Regions from separate parts of the Homo sapiens genome. Here region 1 is linked to region 2. A link is a loop called in an ENCODE intact Hi-C map of the cell type or tissue named here. Cell type or tissue: CD4-positive, alpha-beta T cell. All regions are shown on one strand. Each heading gives the region's core, and the rest is flanking DNA. Links, peaks and the distances in the headings are about the cores only. Region 1 overlaps LRP8 (LDL receptor related protein 8). Region 2 holds the start of NDC1 (NDC1 transmembrane nucleoporin).

What was found. Peaks named below come from ENCODE experiments on the same cell type or tissue, not always from the same donor. Only the 100,000 strongest peaks of a DNase experiment are listed, where the experiment ranks them.
Region 1: a loop joins it to region 2, with 5 times the contacts of the local background. A loop is called at or near these places in 7 of 110 quality-filtered maps.

What each region holds. Positions count from the first base shown.
Region 1 is chr1:53,239,551-53,249,575 of GRCh38, reverse strand. LRP8 (LDL receptor related protein 8) reads left to right here. Exons shown (of 19, transcript NM_004631.5): 18 at 20-196; 19 at 2,520-7,212. The coding sequence ends at 2,558. MAGOH-DT (MAGOH divergent transcript) reads right to left here. Exons shown (of 3, transcript NR_038953.1): 2 at 7,631-7,729; 3 at 6,793-7,138. Among named protein-coding and RNA genes, the nearest start is that of MAGOH-DT, 6.0 kb to the right of the region's middle. In CD4-positive, alpha-beta T cell, for the core only: no CTCF peak of the experiment used is centred there; no DNase peak of the experiment used is centred there.
Region 2 is chr1:53,836,129-53,841,128 of GRCh38, reverse strand. NDC1 (NDC1 transmembrane nucleoporin) reads left to right here and starts at 2,833. Exons shown (of 18, transcript NM_018087.5): 1 at 2,833-2,924. The coding sequence starts at 2,868. RefSeq lists an enhancer at 2,360-2,839 and a silencer at 2,950-3,079. In CD4-positive, alpha-beta T cell, for the core only: no CTCF peak of the experiment used is centred there; DNase peaks (open chromatin) are centred at 2,538, 2,858 and 3,708; H3K4me3 peaks cover 1,748 bases; H3K27ac peaks cover 542 bases.

The sequences.
Region 1 (10,025 bases), core at 5,026-10,025, 600 kb after region 2:
AGTGCCATCCCCCTGTCAGGCAATCAGCAGCTTTGATCGCCCACTGTGGGCAGAGCCCTGTCTTGGGGAGACCAGAGAACCGGAAGACCCAGCCCCTGCCCTCAAGGAGCTTTTTGTCTTGCCGGGGGAACCAAGGTCACAGCTGCACCAACTCCCGAAGAACCCTCTTTCCGAGCTGCCTGTCGTCAAATCCAAGGTAGGGCAGTGCCACTCTAAGTCTGAGGGGCTGGTGAGTGAGGGCATGAACCAAGGCAGGCGCAGCCAATCCTAGAAGGCTTTCTGGTTTGGGAAGGCTGCAAATTGTAAGCTGGGTGTTGGGGCAAAGAAGAAAAATGGGTTAGTCACAGACCAATGAATGGCATGTGGAAGAAAGCAATCAAGTTTGGGGCAGGGCAGACAGAATTGCTGCTGAGGCAAACTGTTCATGAAGGGGAGACATGGGAAATGAGATGGAGCAAATGAGGAGGGTTAGCAGATGGCCTTGAGGATCCTTAACCTCGGCCAGTCCAAAAAAATAGTTGCTTGACCAGTTTTTGAAGATCAGAGGGAGCACAGTGGAAGAAGCACTGAACTTGGAATAAGAAAACTCCCAGTTCCATCCTTCCACTGCCCTGTGATCTCAGTCACTTCTTTCTGCTCACTGTTATTTGTAAAATGAGAATAACAACCCCCATTCTACCTGCCTCCTGAGTTTATAAAGTACAAGTGAGATAGCACGTGTGAGAGCACTTTGTGACTTACAAAGCACTCTGCACATGTAAAGTGACATTATTTCCAGAGAAAGAAATGACTCAGGGGGAGTTACTCCCGATGAGTGTTAAGGACCAAGTAATAAGCTTCTGCCAGTTGCAGAGAAATAAGGAAATCAACATTTAGTGAGCACCTACTGTGTGTCAGACACTGTTCCCAGTGTTTTACATATATTTTCTCATTTAATCTTCATAATAACCTTATCAAGCTGATATTATTCGCCCCATTTTGCAGATGAGGAAACTGAGACTCATAGAAATTGAATAACTTGCCTAAGGTCATAGCCAGGAAGTGGCAGAACCAGAATTCAAACTCCAGTCTGTATATACACAAAAGCCCATGCTCTTTCCTTTATATCGTGAGGTAAATAGCCTTGAAGCTCTGGAAATCAATATTCTCAACAACCTGTCTCTCCTCTGTCCATTTCTCGGATAACTGTACCATCACTACTGGGGCCTATCTTTGGCCTAGAGATCTGTCTTAGAGAGAGTGGGAGGGTAGCTAGACTAGAATAAGATAGTCTTAAATATCTACACTGGTGGAGGATGGCCATTGCATTCATAAAAAAACTACAGATAACCCAAAGATGACTTGAAAGGCAGTAGAGTTACTTTTTATCATATGTAGAATGTCCAGAGATGGGAGATACTAGTCTGATTCTATTTTATGTTGGTTACGTTGACCTAGGATATTCTGGGCCCTATGTGTTGTTAGGTACTATGTTAAACACTCTCTGTGCATTATCTCATTTGATTCCTCAACAACCCTGTGAGGTAGGTCCTGTTACTATTCCCATTTGATAGATGATAAAACTAAGTCTCAGAGAAGTAAAGTGGCTGGCCCAAATTCACATAACTATGAGGAAAAGTACTGAAGCTGGGGAGGGTCTTTCCAAAGGAGGGTATCTGGGAAATGGAAAAGAGGCAAACAAGATTACATCAGGACTAGCTGGGGAAAGTTAGATGTGTACCCTGGAGAAGAAAACACTCAGAATGAACGGAAGGGAATTCAAACACCATCTATAAATTTCAAGGGTTGTCCTATGTAGAACTGTCTCTGAGTCTGAGATGGAATCAGGGAATGTCAGAAGATATAAACAAACAAATTTCACATTAATATAGGAAAGAATTTAAATCTGTTGTCCACAATGGAATAGACTGGTTCAGGGGTTAGTGGGCTCACCTTCCCATGGTCAGCCATTTTTGGCAGACAGGAGTCTAGCATCTACCTAATGACTGGAAAGCAGGGGTGAGGGAGAGAGGGATGGAATTTAATTAACCTGCATTGCCTCCCAACTGTGTTTAATCTGTTGGGAAGGTGCAGTATATTACCTTTCTAAATGTGATTAGCATGCTAGAGACAAGTAACCCCATAGCCTGAAATTTAACATTTGCCAAAGCTAACCCACTGAAATTGACCAAACCTAAAATCCTATAAGGGAGGATTAAGAAAATTTAGATCTGTGCAACTCTTCTTTACAAAGATACAAAACAGAATGATGAAAAAATCTACAGCTTTGGATTCATACAGACCTGGGATCAAATTTTAGTTCAGCCACTTGCTATGTGATCCAGAACAAACCCTACTTAAGCTCATTGAGTTTTGTTTCTCATCTGTAAAATAAATAGGATAAATCCTGTCTCTTAGGATAGTTTGAACATTATGTGAGCTAATACCTGTTAAAGTAACGTAAGTCTGTGATTTGTCAATACTAAATAAATAGTAACTCTTATGGATCTAATGATGAATTCTTTGGTTTGTCTCCCCAGCGAGTGGCATTAAGCCTTGAAGATGATGGACTACCCTGAGGATGGGATCACCCCCTTCGTGCCTCATGGAATTCAGTCCCATGCACTACACTCTGGATGGTGTATGACTGGATGAATGGGTTTCTATATATGGGTCTGTGTGAGTGTATGTGTGTGTGTGATTTTTTTTTTAAATTTATGTTGCGGAAAGGTAACCACAAAGTTATGATGAACTGCAAACATCCAAAGGATGTGAGAGTTTTTCTATGTATAATGTTTTATACACTTTTTAACTGGTTGCACTACCCATGAGGAATTCGTGGAATGGCTACTGCTGACTAACATGATGCACATAACCAAATGGGGGCCAATGGCACAGTACCTTACTCATCATTTAAAAACTATATTTACAGAAGATGTTTGGTTGCTGGGGGGGCTTTTTTAGGTTTTGGGGCATTTGTTTTTTGTAAATAAGATGATTATGCTTTGTGGCTATCCATCAACATAAGTAAAAAAAAAAAAAAAACACTTCAACTCCCTCCCCCATTTAGATTATTTATTAACATATTTTAAAAATCAGATGAGTTCTATAAATAATTTAGAGAAGTGAGAGTATTTATTTTTGGCATGTTTGGCCCACCACACAGACTCTGTGTGTGTATGTGTGTGTTTATATGTGTATGTGTGTGACAGAAAAATCTGTAGAGAAGAGGCACATCTATGGCTACTGTTCAAATACATAAAGATAAATTTATTTTCACACAGTCCACAAGGGGTATATCTTGTAGTTTTCAGAAAAGCCTTTGGAAATCTGGATCAGAAAATAGATACCATGGTTTGTGCAATTATGTAGTAAAAAAGGCAAATCTTTTCACCTCTGGCTATTCCTGAGACCCCAGGAAGTCAGGAAAAGCCTTTCAGCTCACCCATGGCTGCTGTGACTCCTACCAGGGCTTTCTTGGCTTTGGCGAAGGTCAGTGTACAGACATTCCATGGTACCAGAGTGCTCAGAAACTCAAGATAGGATATGCCTCACCCTCAGCTACTCCTTGTTTTAAAGTTCAGCTCTTTGAGTAACTTCTTCAATTTCTTTCAGGACACTTGGGTTGAATTCAGTAAGTTTCCTCTGAAGCACCCTGAAGGGTGCCATCCTTACAGAGCTAAGTGGAGACGTTTCCAGATCAGCCCAAGTTTACTATAGAGACTGGCCCAGGCACTGAATGTCTAGGACATGCTGTGGATGAAGATAAAGATGGTGGAATAGGTTTTATCACATCTCTTATTTCTCTTTTCCCCTTACTCTCTACCATTTCCTTTATGTGGGGAAACATTTTAAGGTAATAAATAGGTTACTTACCATCATATGTTCATATAGATGAAACTAATTTTTGGCTTAAGTCAGAACAACTGGCCAAAATTGAAGTCATATTTGAGGGGGGAAATGGCATACGCAATATTATATTATATTGGATATTTATGTTCACACAGGAATTTGGTTTACTGCTTTGTAAATAAAAGGAAAAACTCCGGGTATATGTATAGATGTTCTTCATTATAGACATCTTCTTTGCTTTTCTTGGCCTTGGGGGAGGAAGGGAGAAGTGCTCTTTTCTACTTGTGGGGTCTCCCATTGGAAACATAATCCTATAGTCCCAGAAGGATTCAGTCCCCAGTGGCTTTCCCATCCAAAGAGAAAGAGTTTGAGTTTCTTAACTCTGCTGTTCTGCCACTTACTCCCACTAGACAACCAGGGACAAGGTGCAACATGGAAGTGTTTGACTTAAGTAGGAGCAGAGGAGCTGCATCTAATCTCATCATACCTGGAACTTGACACACTTAAGCAAATGCCTTCCCATCCCTACCTGCCAGATGCCCCCAACTCAATGAAGTTGGATGTCTCACCAGCTTGATACCCTTTGAATTTTCAGTCAGACATTCTGGAGTTCTAGCATCCTGTACCTAGGACCTTCCTCTGTGTCACTCTTGGCCTCCTAAACTCTAAGAAAATAACTATATTCTGGAGCTTGGGCAGTGTGTTTTGCATAATCCAGCAATCTCCTCATGACATGCATGTGTTGATAGTCCTGAAACATTCATTGAGAGGGTAAATGCAGTTGACCTAGAATGACCAATACCAAACAGAATTTTAAGAACAGGTGGCCAACTCCTATGGAGCTTACTCACATATTACTATTCTTTTAAGAACGGAAAGTAAAATTATTTTTGACTGAAGAAAAATGATGACAGTGAAAAACATGGAAATGTACTCAAAACAAGTGACTTTTTCTGTAACCTTCCAAAGAAACTGAATTTTCCAAGGAATTAAATGATAACAGTGGCTAAGGCATAGTTTCTAAACTTTCAGTAAGATCCTGGCATTCACAGAAAAAAATGATGAATGGGGTCTGGACATACAGCCTGAGATCTCAAAATGACAATGAAATTCACAACTTTTTCTCAGAGACATTCATGTTTCCTGCATATGCTACAACTGCAGTTTGAAAGAGGCAGCAATGGGAGCAACCCTTTACAAGAAACAAATTGTGATATATTCATGTGTTGGACGGCAGTAAATAAGATGAAACCTGAGGAGTCAGATCCACCTTCCCCCATTCATAGAGGCTTTTCAGCCTCATTTTGAGGTACAGTTACATATCTTTTGCCTTTTGCCCCCGTGCATAGCTATCTACAGCCAATCACAGATCACAGAGTCACTGGACTATAGAGCTGGAAGGAAGCTCAGAGACAATGCCAAGGGGGCAGAAAATTTATCAGAAGCCAGTCCCAGTGCGTTTCCTCCATTTCCTTCTGCAGGAAGACTATTTTGGGCTGCCTGAACATTGTATCAAACCTGCTACCTATACTATGGTCTACCTTTCCTCCAGTGGAATTACAAAGGCACTAACTGAAATGCCTTCTAGAAACAGAGAAAACGAAACTGTACTTATTTACTCTTGATACACAGATTATTTATAAAACAGATTGAAGTAACCTGTTAACTGGCAAAAAGAGAATGAGATCGGATTTAAATGTATGGCAGTAAGTCCTATTGATCCCTCCAGTTATCTCAGTATGACTGCAGTATATTCATTCACTAAAACCACTCACTAGATACCAACTACACACCTGGCACTGCAGATGTAAAGGTCAGTCACACATGTTCTGACTTTACAGAGTTCACAGTAGCAGTGGAGGATGATATATGTGGAAACAAAAAAGGCATTGATTCTATTCAGAGCACTGTTAGGGCTCAAAGGAGAGAGGGGTCTTTCCACCTAAGAAATGAGGAATAGGGTCATCATAGAAGTGACCTTAAGTCTTAAAAATTAAGAAGGGGATTCCAAGCTGCTTCAGACAGAGACACATCGAGCTAAAACACAGAGGTATGAAAGAGCACAGGGACTTTAGGAATTGCACAGTTCATTCTAACAGGAACAAAAGGCTCAAGGGGGGCAAGAAATGAGGCTGTATGGAAAGAGATTCAATGTAAGCACTTTATAAAATAGATTAATTTCTGATTCAATGAAGCATTTCTTGATCATTGTGTACAAGGCACTACATGCATCATGGAAAATTCATTAGGATGCATTGCCAGCACTTTGCAGAACTGATATTATTCAGCCTCAAGCTTTCCAGTGGCCAAAGGGAAATGCTGACTGCTTTTCATATATTTGAGTCAAAGATTTTTTATATGGTCAATGAAGACTAATATAAGGGCAGTGGGATTTTCACAGATGCATGCCATGTTGTCGAGAGCCTCTTAGATTTTCTCAACTGTGAGAAAGAAAAACGAAAATGTTGAAGACGTTGAGTCTGGAGAGGGGATACTAATCACTGTCCAGTTGGGCACTGGTGGGAATGGGGAAATGGCACAGGAATGCAAGCCTCTCCACCCTACCCCCCGAACTCCAGCCATACACTCATCGTTTCACAAAATATAAATGAGTTAGCATTAAATGTTTCAGAGTAAATAATTCCTTTTCCCGAAATGCATGAAGATAGAGTAACAGACTTCTCACACTGTATTTTTAGGGTATGGAGAATTTAGAAGGTTAAAGAATTACTGCTTCAATTTTTCAGTTAAAAAAAAATCAGGAAGCTCTGTTCATTCAGGCTATGCACCATGTGCACAGTCAAGAATTAGCAGAAACCCTCTGCATTTACAAACACTTTGTGCTATAAAAAAGTAATTTTTAAAAAGCCACGTGTGTGTGTGTGTATATATATATATATATATATATTTAAAGCCAAGGTTTTGATACTTTTTTACAAAAACTACAAGAGAAAACAAATATACCTGTCCAAACCATATACTTTTAAAAGAGCATTTTTTTTTCCATACAAGCTGTTGTTAATTTGGGGGTAAAGTGCTGATTTGCAAACTTCATCAAATTGTTCCCAAGTGGATTCTCCTTGTTTGTCTCCCCCTACCAACCCCAAAGTTACCATATTTGATGTAAGAATCAGGCATGTTAGAATGTTGTGTCACACTAACTGATTCTGCTCTTTTTGTCTTGTCATTCAAGTTCCGTTAGCTTCTGTACGCGGTGCCCTTTGCAGTCTGGTGTCTCTTCCAGAGGCGAGGGGGCTGAGGATGGGGTGCTGCATCTCACTAGCTATACTGGCATCATCTTGGTAAACTGAAAACCAAATGTGGACATTTGTAAAATCAGTGCACTGTTTCTAGAGAGAGATTAAATTCATTTAAAAAAAATCTTTTAAGTTTTGTTTCATTGTAATACTTTAATGAGGGGGAGTGAACTATTACTGAGTCCCTAATGTGTACCAGTATTCTATATAAATTATCCCAATCTTTGTCAACAATTCGGTGAGATAAATACTATCAATACTATCCACTCCCATTTTATAGATGAGAAAATGGGCAAAGTAACTGCCCAAAGTCACAAGGTTATTTTTAGTGCCCCCAAAGAGCAATTGTACATGTAGCATTCTCTGCCTAAATTTTCCTTCTCTGCCTCCACATGACTAACTCCTATTTGTCCTTGAGTACTCCACTTAGGTAATGCCTCCTCCAGGAAGCCTTCCCTTTTCTCTAAGACTAGGTTAGATAACTCACCTCTGTACTTCGATAACAATTTTTGCCTACTTGCATCCCAATACTTCTGCCTTACCATTCATTCCCATGCCATTGGGGTTGCTTTTGCCAAGGTCATCCAGGACCTCCTCGATTATAAATCTGGTAAACATTTTCAGTCTTGCTCTTCCTTGACCTGGAAGCAGTAGTTAACACTGTTAGCCACTCTTTTCTTGGCATATTCTTATTTTGGCTTCCATGATAACATTTCATGTTTTTTCTCCTATCTCTCTGGCCACATCTTAGTATCCTTTGCCTACCCCTTAAATTATGGTATTCCATCTCAAATCCATCCACTTTTCTATCTCCATTACTTTTTTTTTTTTTTTTTTTTAAGAGACAGGGTCGTACTCTGTTACCCAGGCTGGAGTACAGTGGTAGGATCATAGCTCATTGCAACCTCCGCCTCCTGGGCTCAAGCAATTCTCCTGTCTCAGCCTCCCGAGTAGCTGGGGCTACAGGTGCACGCCACCCTGCCCAGCTAATAGATTACTTAAACTACTTATCTGAATGTCATACTTCTAGTCTTTTCATTTTCCAATCTAACCTACAAGACTGCAGCCAAAGTGTCTTTCTAAAGTACCATAGATGTATCACCACCACTTCTTTCCACTTTCCTGCTTAAAGCTCTTCAACTGCTTTGCTGGCACAAAAATCCAATATTCTTGGGTTTGCCCAAACTCTTTTAATATGGCTTATAAAACCCTTCATGATTTGGCTTCTGCCCTGTCTCCAGCTTCATCACTCACTACTCTATATTCTAATCACACAGTTCTGGGCCTCCGTCTGGAACATTTCCTTCAGGAACATTTCCCTAAGGACCCTGCACTGGATTAGGAGTCACCTCATGTGCTTCCATAGTCCTCTGTGCTTCCTTTATTGGTAATCTTATCCTTACATTGTAATTGCTTGTATGCTCCTTAACTGCCTCCTCTGCAAGCTCTGTGAACAACTGTCTTGCTCAACATTGTATCCTCTCTGCACATGACACTCAGTGGATGCTCAAATAAATGATGCTGAATGCAGGCACTGCAGACACACAGACCATGCTCTTTCAGTTACACCATGTCTCATATCCAGAAACCTGGATTACTTCACAGCCTGACTGGAGTTGTGTGTCCTTTAAATTTCTCAACACTTTTGTTATTTGCCACATCTGAAGATCCCCAGATTCACTTATGATTTTTATAATTTTACTCCTGGAAAATAACCTTGTAGCAATTGCTTAATCCCTCTACATACTTAACTCTAATTACCACCTCAAGATTGTTGTGATGATTCAAAGAACAAGCACAGGTAATCCCATTGACCCTAGGGGCTGACATTTATTAGGTGCTTGATACCTGGTCCCTTTTCTTTTTTTCTCTTTTTTTTTTTTTTTGAGACAGGGTCTTGCTTTGTCACCCAGGCTGGAGTGTAATGGTGTGATCATGGTTCCCTACAGCCTCGACCTCCCAGGCTCAAATTATCCTCCTACCTCAGCCTCCCAAGTAGCTAGGACTACAGGTGTGCACCACCACACCTACCTATTTTTTAAATTTTTTGTAGAGACAGTCTCCTATGTTGCCCAGGCTGGTCTCAAACTCCTGGGCTCAAGTGATCCTCCTGCCTCAGCCTCCCAAAGTGCTGGGACTACAGGTATGAGCCACTGTGTCTAGCCCCCTTCTCGTTTATACAATTCCCTTGTTACCACCCATATCCAGTGTTTTGTAATAAAAATGTCTTATGGTTTTACAGCAATTTAGTTTCCGAGACATTGTTTCTTACAACAGTTCTGCTAGGTGTACATTATTATGCTCATTTTAAAGAGAAGGAAACTGAAGTCTAAAAAGTTGAGTCGGTTCACCTTTGGTTACAATGAGTCATTGTTACACAGGGATTATTTTAACCTGTGTCCAGTGATTTTTCCCCCACCACACCTACTCTACACTCTGCTGCTAATGCTTTTGCAGGGAGAAAAGGACTCCGTGTTAAGACTGAGGGCCGGGCGCGGTGGCTCATGCCTGTAATCCCAGCACTTTGGGAGGCCGAGGCAGACGGATCGCCTGAGGTCGGGAGTTCGAGACCAGCCTGGCCAACATGGTGAAACCCCGTCTCTACTAAAAACAGAAAATTACAAAAATTAGCTGGACATGGTGGCGCATGCCTGTAATCCCAGCTACTTGGGAGGCTAAGGCAGGAGAATCACTTGAACCCAGGAGTTTGAGACCAGCGTGGGCAACATAGGGAGACTTTGCCTCTACAAAAAGTTTAAAAATTAGGTAGGCGAGGTTGCGGTGAACTGAGATCACTCCATTGCACTCCAGCCTGGGCAACAAGAGCGAAACTCCGTCTCAAAAAGAAAAGACTGGGAATAGGAATCAGAGACTGCTGTCCCAACTTACAGAATCGTATACAGTTCTAGCCGCCAGGACCCAAGAATGATGTCATCT
Region 2 (5,000 bases), core at 1-5,000:
ATAGTTGCAGGCACTTCTGGGTGGTGCTTTCAGCAGCTACAGGGTGCTCAAATCAACAGAGTGGTTCTAACAGCAGCAGGGGCACCACCCTCAGCAGCTCAGCATTCAGTGTTGTCTCATGGCTCTAAATGGAAGCAGTAGCTTCCTGGTATTTGGGCAGTAACTCCATTCTGCTCTTAGCTACTACAGCCCCGTTCTTTCTTTCCTATGCTTTTTTAGCCTCTCCAACAACTTTGTTATCAATTCCCTGCATTAAATCCCCCTTTGATATAGGTATCAAAAGTTTTTGTCCTGAAGAAACACTGTCCAATATAGTTAATTTCTTCCACTCATTCATTATTCATTAAATAAAAATTCATTTATTACTTACTAATGTAATGGGTACTTTGGAAGCGATGATAAACAAGACAAAGTCCCTGCTCTTGTGAAGTCTGTATATTAGTGAGAAGTCAGACAATAAGAAGTAAACAAACAAGATGATTTAAGACTGTGATAGGTGCTATAAAAACAGAAGCAGAGGCTGGATGCGATGGCTGATGCCTGTAATCCCAGCACTTTGGGAGGCTGAGGCAGGCAGATCACCTGAGGTCAGGAGTTTGAGACCAGCCTGGCCAACATGGCAAAACCCCGTCTCTACTAAAAAATACAAAAATTAGCCAGCATGGTAGTATGCGCCTGTAATCCCAGCTACTCAAGAGGCTGAGGCAGGAGAATCACTTGAACCCGAGAGGCGGAGGTTGCAGTGAGCTGAGATCATGCCACTGCACTCCAGCCTGGGCAAAGGAGTGAGACTCTGTCTCAAAAAAAAAAAAAAATAGATGTGGCTTAAACAATAAATAATTGTCTCTCTTGTGTAAATGAAATTAGGAGGTAAAGGCAGGTAGCCTAGAACTGATATGGTTGCCATAAATAATCAAGTCTCCTTTAGGCTCAGTACTTCATTTTCCCTACAGTGTGACCCCCTTTCTGTGGTCCAGTATGGTGCTAGAGCTGCAGCCAACACATCCCAAATCCAGGCAGCTGAATGGAGGATGGGATTAAGAAGAGGCAAAGACCATCATGCAGTAGCTCCCTTTTAAGGGGGTTTCTAGGAAGCTACCATGCAATACTTTGATTATATTTTATTGGCCTGAACTCAGTCAGCTGGCCATACCTAGCTGCAAAAGAGGCTGGGAAATATAACTATATGCCCAGTTAAAAAACTGGGAGTTCAATTATTATGAAAGAAGGGGAGAATAGATATTGAGGCAGACAACGAGTAGTCTCTACCACAAGAACCTTAGAACCTGAGGTGTCTTTATGAACACGCATTTGGACTGATTTTTTTTTTTTTTGGACAGGGTCTCACTCTATGGCCCAGTCTGGAGTGTGATGGCGCCATCACTGCTCACTTCAGCCTGAACCTCCCAGGTTCAAGCAATTCTCCTGCCTCAGTCTATGGAGTAGCTTGGACTACAGGTGTGCACCACTACACCCGGCTAATTTAAAAAAAAGTTTGTTGTTGTTGTTGTTGTTGTTTTTGTGGAGATGAGGTCTCACTATGTTGCCCAGGCTGGTCTCAAACTCCTGGCTTGTGATCCTCCTGCCTTGGCCTCCCAAAGTGCTGGGATTACAGGTGTGAGCCACTGTGCCTGGCCTGGACTAATTCTTTACAAGTTTTCTCCACCACCGGATAGATCTCTTCACGGCAGAGACTTGATCTATCAGTTGTATTCCCAGTTTGTCCTACAGTGCTTTAGACATGATTGATAGTAACATGATTTTGGAAGTGAATAGGATATAATCTTAAAGCATTCAGGAAGCCATTGTTAGCAAACGTTGCAGAGCAGTAGGTGTGATCTCAATTCCTCTCACCAGCCTATGCATTTCCTTAGTCAGTAAATCACTGAATCTATTTCTGTCTTGAGTATTGCATGTTGACTGTGGCATGTGATTGAGCATAAAAAGGCGTTAGCGATATGCATCCAGAGATCTCACTGAGGTCTAAAGCACTGAGAAGACTTCATTAGGTGAAACTTGGGTTGGTGAAACACCTTTTTTCTTACTGGCAGTATATTAATGATAACATTTGTATAGCATATTATTTACATCCTCACAACATCACCAGGATATTTTTATTTTCATCCTTATCTTACTGTTGAAGAAATGGAGGCTCAGAGAAGATAAAAATATTCAATTTAGCAAGTGGCAGATCTGGAAGTAGAAACCAGATTTTATGAAACCAAAGGCATCTCTAGAGAATTTTTTTTTTATTTCAGTAAAATTACTGCGTACCTATTGTGGAGAAGACCACCACATCCTTTGGTTTCACTTTTAGGTGACTTATAAAGTAATAGGGAGAAATGAGGGCAGATCATTTTGCTAGCTCTAACTGAAGAATTCCAGTCAATCAATACTGTGGCTGTTATCGGCTTTATAAAAGACTACTATTCCCAGCATGCCTCAAGGCACCTCCAGGAAGACCTTGACTCCCAGCATTCTGTACTTTGGAACTCCGAGTCCCAGAATGCAACATTCCTCCTACTTCCTCTCAGGGGGCCGTCGAGACTACAGTTCCCAGCATGCAGCGCCGCCACCTGCTTCTGGCGCCCCGCTGGACCCTGCTTCGAAGGGACCGTTTGGTCGCCAGAGGGCGGTTCCTGGAGTTACAGCCGCGTTTGCGGGACGTGTCTGCGCGGCAGTCCTGGCCTGTTGAGCTTGTCCAGACGAAGCCTCGCAGGGATGGGTTGGAGCCTGGGCCGGGCTTCGCTCAGGCAGCGTTTGAGGCAGACCCAGCAGGGTCCTCCTGGGGCCTTCCTGCCTTTGAACTGCGGTGGCGGGCGGGCGCACGGTCTCCTGTACGCCCTAGACTAGGGGCCGCCATCTCCATGGCCACGGCCGTGAGCCGGCCCTGCGCCGGCAGGTCGCGGGACATACTGTGGCGCGTGAGTGCGGCGTGCACTGTGGCACGCACTGCCAGGGTCGGGCCGGGCGGGCAAGCTCTGATCGCGCGTGCGCGCTGGGCGGGGGAGGGCCGGTCCCGGGGCAGCGTGGAGAGAACGCGTGGGGAAGGCACCACTTGGGGGACTGATTGCAGGGTTGTGGGAAGTCCTGAGTGGAAGTTGGTTACGGGGTAGGAGAGGGGTCCTGAGTGGAAGGAAGCTGGTCAGAGTGGGACGGATGGACTGAATGGAAATTGGAATAGGGAGTGAGGCGGAGTTTTACGCAAGGGTACCGTATCCAGTAGGTGCAAAATAAATAACTTAATTTGTTTCGTTAAGAAGTGGGAAGGAATGCACGGAATTGGAAAGAAATGTGGCATTAGTAGAGGCTGGGGTTAGGGTCCAGTAAGCAGGGCAGGTGTTCTTTGTAAGGTAGAATGGGACTGAGCTGAGTGGAATAGTACTTCCTCCTTAAAGTTACGGAATTAACAGTACTACATCGCTTCTCTGGAGTGCAAAGAGAAAGAGGAGAAAGATCCCTTTTGGAAAAGTGCTTCTATCCCAGTGCACTGCCATCTCCCCTGTATTCCAAACTAAAAACTTTTGGGTCCGTAAGTCTTATCTTTTTTTTTTTTTGAGCCGGAGGCTCGCTCCCTGTTGCCCAGGCTGCAGTGCAATGGCGCGTTGTCGGCTCACTGCAACCCCCGCCTCCAGGGTTCAAGGAGTTCTGCCTCAGCTTCCCGAGGAGCGGGGATTATAGATACGCACCACTACGCCCAGCTAATTTTTGTATTTTTAGTAGAGATGGGGTTTCACCATGTTGGTCAGGCCGGTCTTGAACTCCTGACCTCAAGTGAGTCATCCGCCTCGGTCTCCCAAAGTGCTGAGATTACAGGCGTGAGCCACCGTGCCTGGCCTCTAAAATTTTTTTAAAAATTATTTTTATAATAGAGATACGATATCTTCTCCAGCCTGGTCTTGAGCTCCTGGGCTCAACTAGTCCTCCTGCCTCAGCCGCCTAACTATTTGGGACATCAGGTGCATGCCATCGTGCCTGGTGTATGTTTAGCATGCATGAGTACTTCATTCCTTTTTGTGGCTGAATAATCCACTGTATGGACATACCACATATTTTGTTTATCCATTCATCAGTATGTGGGTATTTGGGTTGTTGCCACCTTTGGCACTTGTGAGCCACCGCACTTGGCTGACAGTGTCTTCTGAAGCAAAAAAGTTTTAAATATTGCTGATGTCCAATTTATCTATATTTTTCTTTTGTTGCTTATGCTTTTGGTGTCATATCTAAGAAACCATTGCCAAATCCAAGATCATGAAGGTTTACTCCTATGTTTTCTTCCAAGAGTTTTATAGTTTTAGCTCTTACATGTAGGTCTTTAATCCATTTTGAGTTAATTTTTGTATAGAATGTGGGATAGGAGGCTGGGCGCTGTGGCTCACGCCTGTAATCTTAACACTTTGGGAGGCTGAGGTGGGAGGATCACTTGGGGTCAGGAGTTCGAGACCCCATCTCTACTGAAAAAAAAATTAGTCAGGTGTGGTGGCGGGCACCTGTAACCCCAGCTACTCAGGTGGCTGAGGCAGGAGAATCACTTGAACCCGGGAGGAGGAGGTTGCAGTGAGCTGAGATGGCACTGTTGCATCTAGCCTGGGGGACAGAGCGAGCTGTCTCAAAATCACAACATCAAAAAGAATGTGGGATAGGAGTTCAACTTTATTCTTTTTTTTTTTTTTTTTTGTTAGACAGAGTCTTGCTCTGTTGCCCGGGCTGGAATGATGCCTGGCTAATTTTTAAAAAATTTTTTATAGAGACAGGGTTTTACCATGTTGGCCAGGCTGGTCTCAAACTCCTGGCCTCAAGTGATCCGCCCACCCTGGCCTCCCAAAGTGCTGGGATACAGATGTGAGCCACCACGCCCGGCCTCAGCTTTTTGGTGGACTGCCTCCTAACTGCATTGTCTCTGGTTTGGTTCGTGTCCCAACTCCTCCATCTTCCTTAAAGCCAGCTTTCAGTAAACAGACATGTTTTACCTTGAGCAACATGAATTTGATTGTCACTTT